Linked DNA regions of Homo sapiens: region 2 is linked to region 1. A link is a loop called in an ENCODE intact Hi-C map of the cell type or tissue named here. Cell type or tissue: heart left ventricle. All regions are shown on one strand. Links, peaks and the distances in the headings refer to the core of each region. The heading gives the core; the rest is flanking DNA.

Evidence for each region. Hi-C counts contacts between places; a loop is a spot of excess contacts. Peaks named below come from ENCODE experiments on the same cell type or tissue, not always from the same donor. Only the 100,000 strongest peaks of a DNase experiment are listed, where the experiment ranks them.
Region 2: a loop joins it to region 1, with 3 times the contacts of the local background. A loop is called at or near these places in 11 of 110 quality-filtered maps.

What each region holds. Positions count from the first base shown.
Region 1 is chr1:61,946,109-61,956,774 of GRCh38, forward strand. All of the region lies in intron 27 of PATJ (PATJ crumbs cell polarity complex component), which reads left to right. Among named protein-coding and RNA genes, the nearest start is that of MIR12132, 110 kb to the left of the region's middle. RefSeq lists enhancers at 3,422-4,225, 4,226-5,028 and a silencer at 4,609-4,903. In heart left ventricle, for the core only: a CTCF peak has its summit at 4,477 (motif pointing right); no DNase peak of the experiment used is centred there; H3K4me3 peaks cover 41 bases; H3K27ac peaks cover 1,163 bases.
Region 2 is chr1:62,125,039-62,135,704 of GRCh38, forward strand. It overlaps PATJ (PATJ crumbs cell polarity complex component), which reads left to right. Exons shown (of 44, transcript NM_001350145.3): 40 at 2,934-3,056; 41 at 3,803-3,907. Among named protein-coding and RNA genes, the nearest start is that of MIR3116-2, 52 kb to the left of the region's middle. In heart left ventricle, for the core only: a CTCF peak has its summit at 6,260 (motif pointing left); no DNase peak of the experiment used is centred there.

The DNA of each region.
Region 1 (10,666 bases), core at 3,370-5,869:
AAGCAGGAAAGATCTAAAATTGACACCCTAACATCACAATGAAAAGAACTAGAGAAGCAAGAGCAAACACATTCAAAAGCTAGCAGAAGGCAAGAAATAACTAAGATCAGAGCAGAACTGAAGGAGATAGAGACACAAAAAACCCTTCAAAAAATCAGTGAATCCAGGAGCTGATTTTTTGAAAAGATCAACAAAATTGATAGACCACTAGCAAGACTAATAAAGAAGAAAAGAGAGAAGAATCAAAGAGATGCAATAAAAAATGATAAAGGGGATATCACCACCAATCCCACAGAAATAGAAACTACCATCAGAGAATACTATAAACACCTCTATGCAAATAAACTAGAAAATCTAGAAGAAATGGATAAATTCCTGGACACATACACCCTCCCAAGACTAAACCAGGAAGAAGTTGACTCTCTGAATAGACTAATAACAGGTTCTGAAATTGAGGCAATAATTAATAGCCTACCAACCAAACAAAGTCCAGGACCAGACGGATTCACAGCCGAATTCTACCAGAGGTACAAAAAAGAGCTCCTACCATTCCTTCTGAAACTATTCCAATCCATAGAAAAAGAGGGAATCCTCCCTAATTCATTTTATGTGGCCAACATCATCCTGATACCAAAGCCTGGCAGAGACACAACAAAAAAAGAGAATTTTAGACCAATATCCCTGATGAACATCGATGCAGAAATCCTCAGTAAAATACCAGCAAACCGAATCCAGCAGCACATCAAAAAGCTTATCCACCACAATCAAGTTGGCCTCATCCTTGGGATGCAAGGCTGGTTCAACATATGCAAACCAAAAAAAGTAATCCATCATATAAACAGAACCAAAGACAAAAACCACATGATTATCTCAATAGATTCAGAAAAGGCCTTTGACAAAATTCAACAGCCCTTCATGCTAAAAACTCTCAATAAACTAGGTATTGATGGGATGTATCTCAAAATAATAAGAGCTATTTATGACAAACCCACAGCCAACATCGTACTGAATGGGCAAAAACTGGAAGCATTCCCTTTGAAAACTGGCACAAGACAGGGATGCCCTCTCTCACCACTCCTATTCAATATAGTGTTAGAAGTTCTGGCCAGGGCAATCAGGCAGGAGAAAGAAATAAAGCATATTCAATTAGGAAGAGAGGAAGTCAAACTGTCCCTGTTTGCAGATGACATGATTGTATATTTAGAAAACCCCATCATCTAAGCCCAAAATCTCCTTAAGCTGATAAGCAACTTCAGCAAAGTCTCAGGATACAAAATCACTGTGCAAAAATCACAAGCATTCTTATACACCAATAATGGACAGAGAGCCAAATCATGAGTGAACTCCCCTTCACAATTGCTACAAAGAGAATAAAATACCTAGGAATCCAACTTACAAGGGATGTGAAGGACCTCTTCAAGGAGAACTACAAACCACTGCTCAATAAAATAAAAGACGATACAAACAAATGGAAGAACATTCCATGCTCATGGATAGGGAGAATCAATATCACGGAAATGGCCATACTACCCAAGGTAATTTATAGATTGAATGCCATCCCCATGAGGCTACCAATGACTTTCTTCACAGAATTGGAAAAAACTACTTTAAAGTTCATATGGAACCAAAAAAGAGCCCGCATTGCCAAAACAATCCTAAGCAAAAAGAACAAAGCTGGAGTCATCTCGCTACCTGACTTCAAACTGTACTACAAGGCTACAGTAACCAAAACAGAATGGTACTGGTACCAAAACAGAGATATAGACCAATGGAATAGAAGCAGCCCTCAGAAATAATACCACACATCTACAACCATCTGATCTTTGACAAACCTGACAAAAACATGAAATGGGGAAAGGATTCCCTATTTAATAAATGGTGCTGGGAAAACTGGCTAGCCATATGTAGAAAGCTGAAACTGGATCCTTCCTTACACCTTGTACAAAAATTAATTCAAGTTGGATTAAAGACTTAAATGTTAGACCTAAAACCATAAAAACCCTAGAAGAAAACCTAGGCAATACCATTCAGGACATAGGCATGGACAAGGACTTCATGTCTAAAACACCAAAAGCAATAGCAACAAAAGCCAAAATTGACAAATGGGATCTCATTAAACTAAAGAGCTTCTACACAGCAAAAGAAACTACCATCAGAGTGAACAGGCATCCTACAGAATGGGAGAAAATTTTTACAATCTATCCATCTGACAAAGGGCTAATATCCAGAATCTACAATGAACTCAAACAAATTTACAAGAAAAAATCAAACAACCCCATCAAAAAGTGGGCAAAGGATATGGACAGACACTTCTCAAAAGAAGACATTTATGCAGCCAACAGACACATGAAAAAATGCTCATCATCACTGGCCATCAGAGAAATGCAAATCAAAACCACAATGAGACACCATCTCACACCAGTTAGAATGGCAATCATTAAAAAGTCAGGAAACAACAGGTGCTGGAGAGGATGTGGAGAAATGGGAATGCTTTTACACTGTTGGTGGGACTGTAAACTAGTTCAGCCATTGTGGAAGACAGTGTGGTGATTCCTCAAGGATTTTGAACTAGAAATACCATTTGACCCAGCCATCCCATTACTGGGCATATACCCAAAGGACTATAAATCATGCTGCTATAAAGACACTTGTACACGTATGTTTATTGTGGCACTATCCACAATAGCAAAGACTTGGAACCAACTCAAATGTCCATCAGTGATAGACTGGATTAAAAAAATGTGGCACATATGCACCATGGAATACTATGCAGCCATAAAAAAGGAGAAGTTCATGTCATTTGTAGGGACATGGATGAAGCTGGAAACCATCATTCTCAGCAAACTATCACAAGGACAGAAAACCAAACACTGCATGTTCTCACTCGTAGGTGGGAATTGAACAGTGAGAACCCTTGGACACAGGGTGGGGAACATCACACACTGGGGTCTGTTGTGGGGTCGGCGGGGAGCGGGGAGGGATTGCATTAGGAGATATACCTAATGTAAATGACAAGTTAACGGGTGCAGCACAACATGACACATGTATATATACGTAACAAACCTGTACATTGTGCACGTGTACCATAGAACTTAAAGTATAATAATAAAAAAAAAGAAAAAAAAAGGAAGCCTGCTGCAAAACATTACATACTGTATGGTTCCATTTTCATAAACTGTCCATAAAAAACAAATTTATATAGAGAGAAAGCAGGCCTGGGTTGCGATTGGGTTTGATGGAATTTTTGGGGGGTGGTGGGAAGTGGGAAGGTTCTAAAACCAAATAGTTGTGATGGTTGCACAACTCCAATATACTAAAAATCATTGAATTGTATATTTACAGTGAGTGAATTTTATAGTGTGCAAATTATACTCAGTAAAACTTTTAAAAATGTTTCAAAGTTAAATATAATTTTAAATTAAAGAATCACATGCGTAAGAGAGTTAAAAGTTATTATAAAAGGATCTACATTAAAGAAGAGAGATCAGGTTGTAAATTACTTCCAAGAAGTGAATAGGCCAGGTGCAGCAGCTCACACCTGTAATCCCAGCACTTTGGGAGGCCAAGGCAGGTGGATCACTTGAGGTTAAGAGTTCGAGACCAGCCCGCTCAACATGGTGAAACCCTGTCTTTTTACAAATACAAAAATTAGTCAGGTATGGGGGCATATGCCTGTAATACTGGCTACTTGGGAGGCTGAGGCAGGAGAATCACATGAACCTGGCAGAGGCTGCAGTGAGCCAAGATCACACCACTGCCCTCCAGCCTAGGTGACAGAGCGAGACTCTGTCTCAAAAAAGCAAAGAAGGGACCAGGCACGGTGGCTCATGCCTGTAATCCCAGCACTTTGGGAGGCCAAGGCAGGCGGATTACTTGAGGTCAAGAGTTCGAAACCAGCCTGACTGACCAACATGGTGAAACCCATCTCTACTGAAAATACAAAACATTAGCTGGGTGTGGTGGCACGTGCCTGTAATCCCAGCTACTGGGGAGGTTGAGGCAGGAGAATCGCTTGAACCCAGGAGGCGGAGGTTGCGGTGAGCCGAGATCACGCTGCTGCACTCCAGCTTGGGTGACAGAGCGAGACTCCACCTAAAAAATAAATAAATAAGGGAATAAAAGTATAGTAATCAACAGCAACGTATTTTTTTGACAGTGATGGCGTTTGAGAACCTTAGAGCTCATTTGGTATCTAATTTTACGTTGAGGAGGCTGAGACAGAGAGTGATTAATTTGCCCCAAACCACTAAATTAGTTACTGATGAAACCAGCACTAGAATCTGGTTCTCATTTGATGTTCAGGGCCACATGTAGGCACTTCCTTCCAGTGCCTTTCTCTGTGTGCCATGCCAGTTTTTAGCATGAAGCAAACTTGTAATAAAGATTTATTGAGCAACTAGTAGTTCTTTTGGTTTAAAATTTTGTCTATTTTTTGTATCGTTGTGGACTCTGTAGTTGATCTCTACCTTGCCAATAGGTGTCACTACAATCAACAGCAATTATTACCAAGCATTTAAAGAATGTTAAGAATGTTCACGTCAAACTGTGTTTAACAAAATTTATATGTTCATTTCACCAAATATTTGAGTATGTTTGTTCTTTTTTTTGTTTTTTGTTTGTTTGTTTTTGGCAATGCAAAATAGGATGGAAAAGTGTTAGAAATAAAGGCTGATTTCATTTTTTAGTTTTATGTAAATTCTTTTTCTCATTTCCTACACAATCATCCATTTTTGGGCTTTTCATAGTTAAGTAAAATAGGCTGACACAGTGTCTTATGCCTGTAAACCTAGCACTTTGGGAGGCCCAGGCGGGCGGATCACCTGAGCTCAAGAGTTCAAGACCAGCCTGGTCAACATGGTGAAACCCCATCTCTACTAAAAATACAAAAATTAGCTGGGCCTGGTGGCACATGCCTGTAATCCCAGCTACTCGGAATCTGAGGCAGGAGAATTGCTTGAACCGGGGAGGTGGAGTTGCAGTAAGCCAAGGTCGCGCCTCTGCACTTCAGCCTGGGCAACAGAGCTGTCTAAAAAGCGCACCTCTGCACTTCAGCCTGGGCAACTCTGTCTAAAAAAAAAAAAAGGAAAAAAAAAGTTATTTAGTAGAATTTGTATTCTAGCTCTGTAATTGGAGAAAACTGATGAACTTGGCTTTTTATTGTTTTTTTTATTCTGAAAACTCAGCTTCAGCGCTTGATATAATTTGGATGTATTTATTATAACTGTAAATTAAAAATTGTATTGTTTAATACCTTTTGAGTAGTATTTGAGTTTTCTTTGGGTATTCTTGACTTTTTAAGTATTACTCATATGATACAGTGATCACATAGATGATTTTTTTATTCTGCATTTTACAAAGAAAGATTATACTGTATAATTGGTAGATACTTCTGAAGTCACTGTAATTGGTTAAATAATGGTATTCAGGTGTGTGGGGGGTAGGGTAGGGTAGGGGGTGCACTGTAGCACTTTGAGTGAAATTTAAGAAATCTCAACCATTTTTCTAGTGGGTTTTCTGAAGCTACATTTTTTTTTTATATTTTTCCCCCCTGAAAGCTAACTTGAAGGCTTGACTGCTTAAATAGAATCTTTACTGCACGTTTAGAATGTTACTGAGATACAAATGAATCTCGCTAGGGGAGAGATACCACATGCTCAGTGTGGTTCACCAGCTTCTTTGTTATAAACATGATTCAATGCTGGGAGCATTAAGGAGAGAGCAAGTTGGTGACTGTTCCCCTCACTTTGGACAGGCTAAAATCAACTGCTGTTTCCTTTTAATTTGCATTTGAAAGATGTAACTAATGTGATGAACCGTTTCTCAGCAGGAAAGCTGGGTCATTAAAATGATATTAATTGAAGCTGGCCACAATAAATGGTTGAGGTTATAATGCCTCCTGTTCTGAAATAGAGCTATTATCCTGAGGCGAGCAGGGTAACTGAGTGTCACAGTCAGCAGCGTGAAGCATCCAAGGGTCTGATGTGGGAAACCAGGGATTTTGCTTCTCCGGCATAGTTTTCCAGGCAGCTTTCACCTGCTGACAGAGGTGACTGTTTAGCTTGAGGACTAGCTTGAAATTAGCTTAATTGATTGCTTTTCCTGATATAAATAGATTGACAGGTTGCCCTTAAAGAGAACAAAATCTGAGAGAGAGAGAGAGAGAGAGAGAGAAAAATAGGCCCAAGGTCGTCAGAAGAGAGAGGAGTCTGTGGTGAGGATTTGAGCTGCGTCCAGCATTGGATATTTGTCAGGAATGCAGATACCCTGAAGGGAACACAACAATGGTCCAAGGGGGTTTCCCAGGTAAGATTTCTGTTGCCTGTGTGATCTGTGGTTCTTTCGGAATGCAATCTGATGCTGTTTTAGTGTTGGTGCAGAATGTGGTTTTAAAGGTTTAGACAATGGTAAGCCAAGGCATTTTTCTTAAGTAAGAGAGCGAGGGCACATATGCATGTGCAAGGTGATTGTACATTAGAAACAAACCCCTGCAATTTTCTTTCATGTGCACTGTAGTTTGAATGTCCTTATGATGTTTTTGAAAAGTGGAGCAGTTTAATCAGACTGTCAAAGATATACCAGTAGTTTCACTGCCAAGATTCTCAACACTGTTCATGCTGTATTCTCTCCTTTCAGAATTGTAATTGAGAAGTAGACCTCCAGGACATTTATTATCATTATTGTTGTTACTTGTGACTTCACCATAATAAAAAGGGAAGACTATTTATGTTAGAACTAGGTTATTCTGGTTAATTTTAAAAACTGACCATTCAGCATTTTGTTATAGATGAAAGCAGAATATCACTAAGGACTCATAGTAGTAAACAAAAGGCTGCTTTTTCTAAATTGTAAAATAACACATTAATTATTTTATTTGCTAGTTGTGTTTGGTGCCTCATTCATCTAAATCTACAAATTTAAATTCGTTAGGGGTGGGGGCTCAGCTCTTGGAAGTATTACCACTGACTTCCTTGTTAACATAATGGTTCTTGCAATCATTGCTACATTGGCCATATAATTTCATGCAATAGAGTACTCTTAGTTTATGCTTTTGCCTGACTTAAAAAATTAATTTCTTAAAATCAGAGCTTCTTTTTATCTAAATAAAATGGAATATTGAGACATAATAGGGGTATTCTTGCATAAGTATTATTGCCTAAGGGAGGCAATTGTTAACTCAAGAGTTAGACATGACATTATAGCCTTTCTTTTTATTTTCAGCAGTGCACACGCAAATTAGGTTATTTCTACTGCAACAGTAGAATATTTGCTGCATTCCTGATTTAAGCTAGCCAACCTTATTTGTGGCTATGCTGTCAAAACTATTGAGCAAGAACTTTTGTTTAAAATATAATTTCTGAAGATATCCCTGTGGGGGTCCTGAACTACCTAGTATTCAATTCTGTTATTTTGATTTGGAGGAAATGCTATAGCTCCTAAATGGATGCGTCACAGATTCCCTGTAGTGACAACTGTCTGACTATATTGTGTTTCTTTTCATTCTGCAGTTGGAATTGCTTTCAGTTGTCTGTCATCTTTTTAATACTGCTTCTCAAACTTGTATTGACAAGGCAACTTATAGGGATCATCCTGGATATTTGTGGATCCTGCCTGCTTTTCCTCAGACTCTTCAGAGCAGTTTATTCATTTTCCTTTTATTTTAGGAAATTTCTTGATTTTAAAAATCTATTTCTCCAGATTATAATACATGTATGCTTTAATCTCCTGAGTATAACTGGCCATCCCTGATCATTTTCTTAATCTCTACCACACTGACTTGAAGTCGCCACTGTCCAGGCTCCAAACACCGCAGTGGAACCCTTGAAAATCCCCATTGCAGTTTTCTAGAAAGTGAGTCAAGTATATCTAGTCATTAGGAATTTATGTGTCCTTTGCGCTTTGTTGAACTAATATATAAACTCACTTTTAGAAAGGCTGTTAACTATCAAAGTGTCTCATAAATGGACACATATTTATGTGTTATATGTAAGTTACTTTTTCAGTGTTCATGATCAGGATTGATTTTCTATAATCAGTATTTTCAACATTTATTAAAAGCTTCTATTTATGTATACACATTTAACTCCAAAGTATTTTAATACACTTTGGTAGTCTTATGACTTAGTCTATCTTATATTATGTTCACTGCTTTGGCATTCAGTCAATTTTAAAAGCATGTTTCTATTTCATGTTTCTTTTTGGCATATTTTACAAAAAGTAATATGTAGAATTATAAATAAAGGATGAGGCCTCGGTCTGTAGAGAATTTACCTTTTCTTTTGTTCTTGCTTGGAAACACATTATTTTACATGGGTTTATGTTGCTTTGATTTCAGTAGTTTTATGTCACTTTAAAGTATTTTAGGTTTGATATATATAAGTATAGGTTAAACACTCATCATTTTAATTGATCCAATGTTGAACAAAGAGAGGGCATTGTTATTTCAATTAAGAAAATAATATATCAAAAATTAAGTAGCAGTTAAAGTTACTTTCTTGCAGAGACTGCCTCTTTTTTGCTGAATGTAATGGGGCAGGAGGTAAGAAATATCACTCCTAAGTTTCTATCATGTTTACATATTTAGATATGTATTTTTTAAACAATTTACTTTTATCTTTTTCTTACATTTATGATATGCCAAACTCTATTGTTTTTTTTTTTTTTTTGAGACAGAGTCTCGCTCTGTTGCCCAGGCTGGAGTGCAGTGGCACTATCTTGGCTCACTGCAAACTTCTCCTCCCGGGTTCACAGCATTCTCCTGCCTCAGCCTTCTGAGTAGCTGGGACTACAGGTGCCTGCCACCACGCCCGGCTCATTTTTTGTATTTTTAGTAGAGACAGGGTTTCACCATGTTAGCCAGGATGGTCTCAATCTTCTGACCTCATGATCCTCCAGCCTCGGCCTCCCAAAGTGCTGGGATTACAGGCGTGAGCCACTGTGCCTGGCTGGTATGCCAAACTCTTAAGATCCTTGTATAGTGTGAGGAATTCATATTGCACATTTTGAATACATCTATTCCATGTTAGTATTATTATTCCCATTTTTAGATAGTAAAACTCTTTTTATAGAATGCTTGGAGGGGTTTATCCATTGGTTGGTGGAAGTATAGCATAGCCGCAGTTACTGTGGTGATGCATCATTAAGCATTTTTGGAACCTAATACAGCCCTAAGGTTAAGAGGAGAAATACAGTATCTAATATGAACTTTGCCTTCAAGAAGTTTATAAAATTTCTAAAAAGAAAAAAGATATATAGGTGCAGAGACACATGCACTGGAAGGCCCTCTGGAAGAGACTGAGCTTATGAAGTTGGTGAGAGTGGCTTGGAGTCCAAGCTCCAGACTTGTGAGTCTACTAGAAGAAGTGCTACAAGCCTGGCTTGTAGGAGGGAAACGATAGCAATGATCTGTGCCAAGAGGGGATACATGTGTAACAGAGTTCTAAAACTTTAAGTTCAAGAATTTATTTTCTGAAATAGAAATTATAGTGATAGCTAATCCAAGTAGCTACATTTGAGAACACTGAAATGAAATTTATAGGTTTATTTCTTTACTTTTTTGAATACTTAGGTTCTAGACACTGTGCTAAATGCCTTACACACATTGTTTTCTTCAACACATATAATGTTATGAGTTTTTTGAAGTCTTATTATTTTATAGATCAAGTCTAGATGACTACAAAGCCTGTACTTTTAAGAAGTTTTAATTTTTCGTGTCTTCATGCATCTTCTCAAGTAATCCATTTCATTAGTGAAGCCAAATTGATTGCTATTCTCTTTTTTGGTAATTCATGTTGTACATCCACTCATTGGACAAAGAGACATATAATTGGAATTACTCCAAAAAGCATACTGAAGTTCCAGATTTTGAAAAATGTTTACTGTATTCCCCAGCAAACCACATTTTAATATTGAAAGTTCCAATTTAAAAGAAAAAGTCACAAACCACATGAAGCTGAATTGGAGAAAAATACAGTATCAGAGGCATGCCATGAGGTTTAGGGTACACCTCCCCGTGGCATCACACGCTGCCCAGTATGAGCCAGGCTTCTCAGCACAAACTGACTTATCTTCCATTGCGGAGGAAGGTCTGCATTTGGAGAAGAAATAGCAAGTCTCCTGATGCTAACCAGATGGGAATGGGTGAGTGCTTAGGTTTCCAGTTTATTTTAATTATGAAATTTTTACAAATTGTAGTGTGAGTCACTCAGTATTTTCATGTTTGACCTAAGTAAGATGGAAATGTACGAGCATTTTGTTAAAGGTTTTGAATTTCATTTGGGTTTTGGCTCAGTGTTGCCTGAACCTGCTTCGGGTTTTCCATATCTGCTCTCTGGAATCTTACAAAAGCCAGTGCAGGTACAAGAGCAGGCTGGGAATGAGAAGGCAGCACCTTAGAGTTCCATAAAGCAAAAGATAATGAGGTATGAAAGGTTAAAAAAAGAAATTTATATCTAATGGGTAGTTTCTAGGTTCTGTCATCTAAGTGTTCGCTTGAGTATATCTCATGCTTCTTGGAAATGTTTTGATTATACCTGCAGGGATAAAACATGTTCATAGTGATCATCTAATAACAAAATTACATTGGTTGTGGCTGTTTATCTGTGCCACATGAAGTCTTTGAAAACAGCTCTGTGCTACTGTGTAAAATTAAGTTAAATACTTTGATTCT
Region 2 (10,666 bases), core at 5,144-7,643, 180 kb after region 1:
AACATGGGGAAACTCCGTCTCTACAAATAATTTCTTTTAAAATTAGACAGGCGTGGTGGTGCATGCCTGTGGTTCCAGCTCCCAGCTATTTGGGAGGCTGAAGTGGGAAGATCGCTTGAGCTCAGGAGGTTGAGGCTGCAGTGAGCCGTGATCATGCCACTGCACTCCAGCCTGGGTGACAGAGTAAAACCCTGTCTCAAAAAAAAAAAAAAAAACAAAAAAAAACAAAAAAAAAACGCCATTAGCTCTATAATAGTTAGCAACTCAACCTCAATTTTCTCATCTGTAGAATGGGGGTGATAACACTAACTCACCTCAAAGGTAAATATTATTGTGTGGATTACATGAGGTCATGAATGTAATGTCTTTAGCATAGCACCTAGTGCATCAGGAATGCCCAGGAAGTGGCTTCTGTTGTTATTAGCTACAGCTTTGACTAAATCTGCCTTATTTGTTCCCGGTATTTTTCCACCAGAGTAGCAACTCAAATGTTCCTATGATGGGGAAGTTAAATGTACCAACAGTATATATAATTATAGATAAATTAAGGAAACATCATGATGGATTTAAACAAAGCCAAAACATTATTGCATAAATTTCTCCTCTAAGATTTCAAAAATAATATTCTTTTATATTTCCTTAGTCATTTCAGCCACTTGTTTTTACAGGCTTTTGTAATAAAGCCTGCTCCTACCTACCCTATTCTACCACACGTGATCCAAGCATAAATTTCTTTCTTTTTTTTTCCTGAGACAGAGTCTCACTCTGTTACCCAGGCTGGAGTGCAGTGGTGCAATCTCGGCTCACTGAAACCTCCACCTCCCAGGTTCAAGTCATTCTCCTCCCTCAGCCTCCCAGGTAATTGGGATTACAGGTGCGTGCCACCACATCCAGCTAATTTTTTGTATTTTCAGTAGAGACAGGGTTTCGCCATGCTGGCCTGGCTGGTCTCAAACTCCTGACCTCGAGTGTTCCACCCACCTCATCCTCCCAAAATGCTGGGATTACAGGAGTGAGCCACCACACCCAGCCTCTAAACTTCTGCTATGCTGGTTTGGGTCTGTCTCACACATAAGCAGCCTGAGAGTTCTGTGGGTTCACAAACAGAATTGAGGATTCGTTTTCTTCAGCTTCCTCTTCTCTGCTTTTCTTCTCTTTCCCTCTTTCTTGATTCTTCTGCCCAGAAGGATGGAATTTCTATCTGAATGTTAGCATTCACCGTACCTTTCCAGCTCCTTGACTGGGAATCACCTTCAGGGTACAGCTGCCAGGAAAAAAAATAAAACTGGGAACTTCCCCTGCTGCTGCCATTTCTCCAAGTTTTGACTCTCCACCATACTTTATTTGGTTTCTTTTTGTTTCAGAGGCCACAGGTAGTTGTTTTTTACATTTTGACTAGACATCTTGATTGTAACCAGCAGGAGAGATACGCTGTCACGTGCCTGTGCTGCCATGCCAGAACTGGAACTTGTCATTTGTTCTTTTAGTGATTTTAAAAATATTAACCCTATGATACTAATGTGGGGAAAAAACTGGACTAGAGCCAAGTCTCTTCACCAGAGTCCGTCTTGGGGAACATTTTCAGCCACATTTTATGTCTGTCTTCAAACTGTTGTCACTACAGTGGGTGTCCTCTCAGATCCTTTGTTTTAACGCAGTCTTTTAAAGCCAAATGTGTTTGTTCACACCCAGAAGAGCATAGTATGTGTGGCAGTTTAATCATAAACACCATATGAGAACATACTTGCCAAGTCTGCATCGGAATTGGCCACTAAACTAAGGAGCTGCATAGGGTGTTGTGTGTGTGTGTGTGTGTTTAATTTACTCCTGCTATTGCCTTTTATTGAGCCTTTTCTGTAGGCCATGACAGTGCCATACTATCTCATTTAATGCTCAGACCAACACTGTCAGGTATGTAGTATTCTTCTCATTTTATACATAGAGATGGAGGCTTTAAGAGGTAGTCAGCCTAAATAACAAACAGAGAGGCTCTCTAAAGGAAAATGATGTTTATTCAGGAATGGGAATATGCGGGCCAGTTTATTCAGGAATGGGAATATGCGGGCCATAGTAGACTATGTGCATATTCAGGGAGGTAAGGAAAATAAAAGGTTTTAGAGGACAAAATGAGAAATATATAATTATTTTGAGATAATTATCCTTGGCTACAAAGATTAATAACAGGGGTGACACACAGCCCAAGGCTGGACAGGCATCTGCTGGACAGATGCACTTGTAGAAGTATTTTTTTATGAAAGGTTGTGATGTCCTTCCTGCAGGGTTGTGGTTTTTGCAGTCTTTTGTGATAATTTTTGTTATCAGGCATACAAGCCTGAGAACTCTTTCTTCATAGCCTTTCCGGGCTCTATTGGTAAGGAATTTTTTTTTTTTTTTGACACAAATGACTCCATTTTGATTCTGACAACTTTCACAAGGTTAAGTAACTTCCCCCAAGACCCCACAGCTAATTAAGAGCTAGAGCTGGGGCTGGGTAGGGTAGTTCACGTCTGTAATCCCAGCACTCTGAGAGGCCAAGGCGGGTGGATCACCTGAGGTCAGGAGTTGGAGACCTGCCTGGCCAACATGGTGAAGCCCTGTCTCTACTAAAAATACAAAAAATTAGCCAAGTGTGGTGGCGCGCACTTGTAATCCTAGCTACTCAGGAGGCTGAGGCAGGAAAATCGCTTGAACCTGGGAGGCGGAAGTTGCAGTGACCTGAGATCGTGCCATTGCACTCCAGCCTGGATAACAAGAGCGAAACTGAAAAAAAAAGAGCTAGAGCTGTCTACTCCAAAGGTTCCACATTTAACTCCTATGTTATCCTGGCCTCCTACCTCATGGAGGGATTTTGTTCCAACAGCTATCTATCTAGGGATAGTCAGTTTGTGGCTCTTTATTAAATATAAAAGCATTATGTTTTCTTCCTTTTTTAGGAGCTCAGTGATGCCCTTGGAATCAGTATTGCTGGAGGAAGAGGAAGTCCCTTAGGAGATATCCCCGTATTTATTGCCATGATTCAGGCTAGCGGAGTGGCCGCACGGACACAGAAGCTTAAAGTAAACGAGAGAACTGGTTGAAAGACTAACAATATGTGTTGGGGTGGGAGAGGAAGTTGCAGCCCTGGGCACCTTGTTTAAAGTTGGAATTCCAGTAGCCATCAGAGACCCAGGCTGAGGGCAAGATGCATTAGATAAACTTGATACCTTTAGAAATTCATTAGGTCCCCAGGCACATAAAAATATTATTATTTGTATCAAAGCTTCTCCATAAAAGAAGAAATTGCAGCCCCTTTGCAAACCCTCCTTTACCCTTTTAAGCACCTCATTCCACCCAAAATCAGCTCTCAACTGAGAGACATTTGACCTTAGAGTCTTCCCTCAATCAAAAGAATCACCATTTTTATGATTTCTCCCCCTTGTTGCCCCTTAATCTTAACTTCAGTAGAAAAATATAGCAGAAAATATTTGGCTTCCTCATTAGAACTTTATTGAACGGTTGATGTGTACACTTCGCTTTTACTGGCAAATGGTTGTATGAAACACCACCATTACCAAAATACAAAAATGGCCTACTGTGCCTTTTAATAATCAAATGTGACCCCCTTCTTGTTGCTCTGATTTGTCTGTATTTGGGGAAAGCCAAAAAAATTCCTCATGCTTCTTGAACATGCATGCACGGTAGTAACGCAGAATCCTCACAATAGCCACAAATGGGAAATAGGACTCGCAAAGAATTTTAAGCATTCTTCTCAAATTTAATTTTTCTTAATGATAGTGATTTTCTGTCATTTTTGTACTTCCAGGTTGGAGATCGGATTGTCAGCATTAACGGGCAACCTTTGGATGGGCTGTCTCACGCGGATGTGGTTAATCTGCTGAAGAACGCCTACGGGCGCATTATCCTGCAGGTATTGCGATCAACGGAGCACGCAGCTGTGCAAGGCAGATAAGTGGCATGCAAAAAAGATTGAGCGTCACTGGCAGTAGACATCGCCACCCAGCAGGGTGCTTGCTGATGTGAATTACGAAGGTTGAAAGCAAGAAATTATTATTTTTATTCAGAAATTCTTTAATGCCACCCATACAGGTAGTGAGCATGATTATATGAAAGCATAACAAGGGGAGAAAAATTACTCTCTGCTTCACATGATAAATCAACACAGCTTTTAGTTTCCAGTGTTCTTTTGTAAATCAGAATTTGTAAGGAATAAGAAATGATTTCTTTTCTTATGCCCAAAGACTGTTACTGAACTGCCCAAGTGCTGTTTCTTCTTTTCCCCTTAAAGGAAGAGGAAAAATACAATGGTCTTTTTCCTTTAGCATAGATTGCCAACACTGTTAAATTGTCACGCGTAGCAGTCATCAACCAAGGCAGACAATTGTTTATCAGCTGTGGTCCCCAGCTGTATTGTTCAGAGGCACAAGGAAATATACCAGGATGTAAAAGCAAAGTGTGCTGTTAATTACCCCTGCTTATATTTTAGCCCTTCAGATGTCTCTGAGATTGACACCATGCAGTGACTGAGAGGCAGCATACTGGCAGTGAGTTTCATTAATGAGTTTCCCCAGAAATGTATGCTTACCATAGGTCTGCAGAGGTAATATAAAGTGGTTTATAGGTGGCTAGGCGCGGTGGCCCACGCCTGTAATCCTAGCACTTTGGGAGGCTGAGGTGGGCGGATCACCTGAGGTCAGGAGTTCGAGACCAGCCTGGACAACATGGTGAAACCCCGTCTCTGCTAAAAGTACAAAAATTAGCCAGGCATGGTGGTGGGTGCCTGTAATCTCAGCTACAGGAGGATGAGGCAGGAGAATCACTTGGACCTGGGAGAAGGAGGTTGCAGTGAGCCAAGATTGCTCCACTGTACTCCAGCCTGGGTGACAGAGTGAGACTGTCTCAAAAATAAAATAAAATAAATTAGTTTATAGGTATAAAGAATAAAGCCCACCACTTACTACCTTAGAGAGAGGGCCAGCCAGCCACTCATCATTCTAGCCTTAAAATAAGAAGTTTGGGCTGAGTGCAGTGGCTCACACCTATAGTCCCAGCACTTTGGGAGGCTGAAGCAGGAGGATCACTTGAGGCCAGCAGTACAAGACCAGCCTAGGCCATAGCAAGATCCCGTCTCTACAAAAAAGTTAAAAAGTTAGCCCGGCATGGTGGTGTGTGCCTGTAGTCTTAGCTACTCAAGAGACTGAAGCAGGAGGATGGCTTGAGCCCAAGAGTTGGAGGCTACAGTGAGCCAGTATTGTGCCACTGCATTCCTGCCTGGGCAGCAGAGTGAGACCCTGGCTCAAAATAAATAAAAATCATATAGGAAGTTCAAATTGAAAAACCATTACATAGCTGGGCATAGTGGCTCACGCCTATAATCCCAACACTCTGGGAGGCCAAGGCAGGAGAATTGCTTGAGCCCAGGAGTTTTGAGACCAGCCTGGGCAACATGGTATGATACCCCATCTCTACAAAAAAAATAAAAATAAAAATTTAATTTTAATAATAAAAAATAAAAATTAGAAAAAAAGAAAAACTGCTGGGCACGGTGGCTCACACCTGTAATCCCAGCACTTTGGGAGGCTGAGGCGGGCGGATCACGAGGTCAAGAGATTGAGACCATCCTGGCTAACATGGTGAAACCCCATCTCTACTAAAAATACAAAAAATTAGCCGGGCATGGTGGCGGGCGCCTATAGTCCCAGCTACTGGGGAGGCTGAGGCAGGAGAATGGCGTGAACCTGGGAGGCAGAGCTTGCAGTGAGACGAGATGGCACCACTGCACTCCATCCTGGGCGACAGAGCAAGACTCCGTCTCAAAAGAAAAAAAGAAAAACCATTACATTTGGGAGAAGCAATTTGTGGTGTTTTACATCTCTGTGGTGTAAGTCCAAAGTGTCCAGACATTTAAAAAGTAAGTGGCTTTCAGTATGTATGAGGGGTATAATGAAAATCCTGTCAGTTTACTATCACACTAGTCTTTAAGTTAAAATTTTAAAAGAAAGAAAAGAAAATCCTGTCATTAATTTCAAGGGAGTTTATGTGATAGGCCAAATATTATTAAATTATTTGGGTCCCTGATTTTCTATTGAACACAAACCAAAACACTGTGCGGACTGGGCATAGAATCTGCTTCCCCTCAACTCCTGGTCCTCACTTTCAGTGGAAACCTACACAGTTAACTGCATTGCTTCCTCCACCCTACAAATCCTTTGCTTTCTGAAATGGGTGGCTGTGCTTGCTCATCCTTCACGTTATGCTGACCCCTAGAGGCAGTACAGTGCAGCTCTTCAGTGCTGAGCCCAGGACCTTGAATTACAAAGACCTTAGGAGGATCCTACTTCAAATGGTAACTGACCAGAAAAAAGTCTCTCTCCCTTAGCAAAATCTAGTATTATTGATATTTTCACACATGGATATAATTTGTTCAGCTCTGTCTTCCTCACAAATAAATAAGAAGACACAATTAGCCAGGTGTGGTAGCGCATGCCTGTAATCCCAGCTACTCAGGAGGCTAAGGCAGGAGAATTGCTTGAACTCAGGAGGCGGAGGTTGCAATGAGCCAAGATCACCCCATTGCACCCCAGCATGGGCTACAAGAGTCAGACTCCGTCTCAAAAAAAAAAGGCACATAGAAACTAGCTGCTCGGAGGATGAGGCAGGAAGATCACTTGAGCCCAAGAGTTTGAGGCTGCAGTGAGCTATGATTATAGCACTGCACTCAGCTTGGGTGACAGAGTGAGATCCCAGCTCTAAATAAGTAAATAATAACATTATTTAACTATAATGTCATAATAATAAAAACCAATATAACCAAATATTAGGATGAATGAATTATTATTTTTTTTTTTTTGAGATGGAGTCTCGCTCTGTTGTCTAGGCTGGAGTGCACTGCAACCTCCCCCTCCCGGGTTCAAGCAAGTCTCCTGCCTCAGCCTCCCAAGTAGCTGGGACTACAAGCATGCACCACCATACCTGGCTAATTTTATATTTTCAGTAGAGATGGGATTTCACCATGTTGGCCAGGCTGGTCTCAAACTCCTGACCTCAAGTGATCTGCCCGCCTTGGCCTCCCAAAGTTCTGGGAGTACAGGCATGAGCCACCACGCCCAGCTGAATGAATTATTAGTAGCATGGGGATTTGTGGTGTTTTGGTAGAAGGAAAATGTGAGTTAAATCTTTATCTTCCACAATAAGAAGTGATTAGATATCAAAAATTTTAAAATCAAGAAATAGAAGTAAAACTGTTATTTAAGAATATGGAAGCACAGCCTGGCCAACATAGAGAAACCTTGTCTCTACTAAAAATACAAAAAAGTAGCCGGATTGGCGGTGCACCTCTGTAATCCTGGCTGCTCAGGAGGCTGAGGCGGGAGAATCGCTTGAACCCCAGGGGCAGAGGTTGTAGTGAGCCAAGATCTCGCCACTGCATTCTGGCCTGGGCAACGTGAATATGGAAGCAAATACTAGGAGAAACAGCTGAAAGTAGTTGCTTTTAGGGAGTAAGAATCTGTAATGGGGGTAAAGGAGCAAGGACTCTTTCATTAAATACTATAGAATCATTTTGACTTTTTAAATTATATAAATGGGCCGGGTGCAGTGGTTCACACCTATAATCCCAGCAATTTGGGAGGTCGAGGCTGGCAGATCGCTTGAGCCCAGAAGTTTGAGACCAGCTTGGGCAACATGGTGAGACCCCGTCTCTACAAAAAAATACAAAAATTAGTCGTGCATAGTGGCATGCACTTGTAGTCCCAGCTACTGGCGAGGCTGGGGTGGGAGGATTGCTTGAGCCCGGGGGGCAGAGGTTGCAGTGAGCCAAGATCGTGCCACTGCACTCCGGCCTGGATGACAGTGAGACCCTGTCTCAAAATTAAAAAAAAAAAATTACATAAGTAAGTGAATAGGTGTGATTTTTTTTTAATTGAGGTAAAAAGTTGTTGGAAAGTATTAGAACTACAGAGGATTGAGTAGATTTTTAAAACACAGGAAACAAGTAGAACTTAGAAATGATGTAACAGTTAAGTGGAAGAGTTTGGCGAGCTAAATTTTCATCTCTTAGAGTAGGGAGTCAGTGGACACCAAGATAGTACATTTCAAAATAGGCATATAAGAATATTATTTAGCTTATTCTTTAGAATTAAAAAGAGAAAAGTTCAATGTGCTTCTAGGGAGGGCAAGTGTTGAATTTTTTTTATCATGTACTGTACTATTTCATTTTTTATTATGTACACACAAAAAAGAAATATTTAGAAAAAATAGAATATGGCCAGGCGTGGTGGCTCATACCTGTAATCCCAGCATTTTGGGAGGCCAAGGCAGGTGGATCACCTGAGGTCAGGAGTTTGAGACCAGCCTGGCCAACATGGTGAAATCCCATCTCTACTGAAAATACAAAAATTAGCCGGGTGTGTTGGCACATGCCTGTAGTCCCAGCTACTTGGGAGGCTGAGGCAGGAGAACAGCTTGAACCCGGAGAGTAGAGGTTGCAGTAGCCGAGATTGCACCACTGCTGTCCAGCCTAGTCGAGAGTGAGACACCGTCTCGAGAAAAAAGAATAGAAAAGAACCAAGAATATAGGTCTGTTTGAAAAGCAGCTAAACAGATTTGAGTAGAATGGTGCTTCTCAAACTTTAGCACGCTCTGGAAACACCTGGAGGGCTCCCCCAGCCTTTCTGATTTTGCAGGAGTGGAGTGGGATTCAAGAATTTGCTTTTTTTTTTTTTTTTTTTGAGACAGAGTTGCGCTCTGAAGCCCAGGCTGGAGTGCAGTGGCACAATCTCGGCTCCACTGAGCCTCCACCTCCTGGGTTCAAGCAATTCTCCTGCATCAGCCTCCCCAGTAGCTGGGACCACAGGCACCCACCACCATGCCCGGCTAATTTTTGTATTTTAGTAGAGACAGGGTTTCACCATGTTGGCCAGGCTGGTCTCAAACTCCTGACCTCAGGTGATCCGCCTGCCTTGGCCTCCCACAGTGCTGAGATTACAGGTGTGAGCCACCGTGCCCAGCCAATTTTGCATTTCTTCTAACAAGCTCCTAGGTATTGGTGATGCTGCTAATTCAGATCCCATGCCTCAGACCCAGTGGAGTAGAGCATTATTTAGGGATGAAAAAGGTCTCCCCACGTTATTCTCTTCATCTGAAACACCCTTCTCACCGTACTCTCGTCTTTTTTTTTTTTTTTTTTTAAGAGAGAGACAAGGTCTCATTATTGGCCTGCACTCAAGAGACTGTCCCACCTCAGCCTCCCAAAGTGCTGGGATTACAGGTGTGAGCCATCGCACCCAGCCCTCTCTTTTTTTTTTTTTTTTTTTCTTTTTACTTTTTGAGACTGAGTTTTGCTCTTGTTGCCCAGGCTGGAGTGCAATGGCGTGATCCTGGCTCGCTGCAACTTCCATCTCCCAGGTTCAAGCGATTCTCCTGCCTCAGCCTCCCGAGTAGCTGGGATTACAGGCATGTGCCACCACGCCCAGCTAATTTTGTATTTTTAGTAGAGACGGGGTTTCACCATGTTGGTCAGCCTGGTCTCAAACTCCTGACCTTAGGTGATCCGCCCGCCTCAGCCTCCCAAAGTGCTGGGATTACTGGTGTGAGCCACCACGCCCGGCCTCTTTTCTTTATAAATATTGGAAAATCCTTTGTTTAGAAACTCTCCATCGAAGAATAGGGAGTGCCTGGGTGTTGATGTCCTTCCAGACCATGGTTCTCCAAAGCTGGAGAAATCTGTGTCTGTGCCTCGGGCGCAGGCCTCGCCCAGAGCAGATACCTCCTCAGTGCTGCCCACATGGAGTTGCTGAGCCATTCCAATCAAGCTGAAGGACATGAACTAATAGGGGAACAAATCAGCACAGTTACCAATGTAGTCCAGAAAAATTCCAGGAGGGGAGGAAGACGGATGGCTTACCCAGGGTTGGAAATGGAAAAGGTGTGTCATTGAGGGTGCAGAGCAGGCGCGTCATGGCCTATGTGAGTATCACTAAAGGAATGATCTGCTATTAGGTCTTTACCTTAGTTGCATAATAAAATCACTGATTTTAATACCTGTTCCTGGGCCCCACCCCAGAGGTTCAGATTTAATTTTTCTGGGATATGGCATGGACATCAGATGATTTTAAAATTTCTCAGGTGATTCTAATATGCAGCCAGGGGTAAGAAAAGTAGTCTCCAGGGTTTGCAAATAAAAAGCCAACTAATGCTTAGGCCAGGTGTGGTGGCTCACGCCTGTAATCCCAGCACTTTGGGAGGCCGAGGTGGGGGGGATCGCTTCAGGTCAGGAGTTCAAGACCAGCCTGGCCAACGTGGTGAAACCCCCTCTACTAAAAATACAAAAATAAGCCAGGCATGGTAATGCATACCTGTAATCCCAGCTACTCAGGAGGCTGAGGCAGGAGAATTGCTTGAACTCGGGAGGCAGAGGTTGCAATGAGATGAGATCGCGCCACTGCACTCCATCCTGGGTGACAGAGCGAGACTCCGTCTCAAAAAAAAAAAAAAAAAAAAAAAGCCAAATTAATGCCATGAAGACAGTGATAAACTGCAGGAAAAGGACAAAGACCCAAGGTTTGAAAGTTGAAATGAACACCTAGCCCAAGTTAGGTAGGAGAGGTAGGCTGTAGTGTCAGAAAGTCGTGAGTTTGAATCCTTTTACTAAAGTCTCACCTTCTATTCC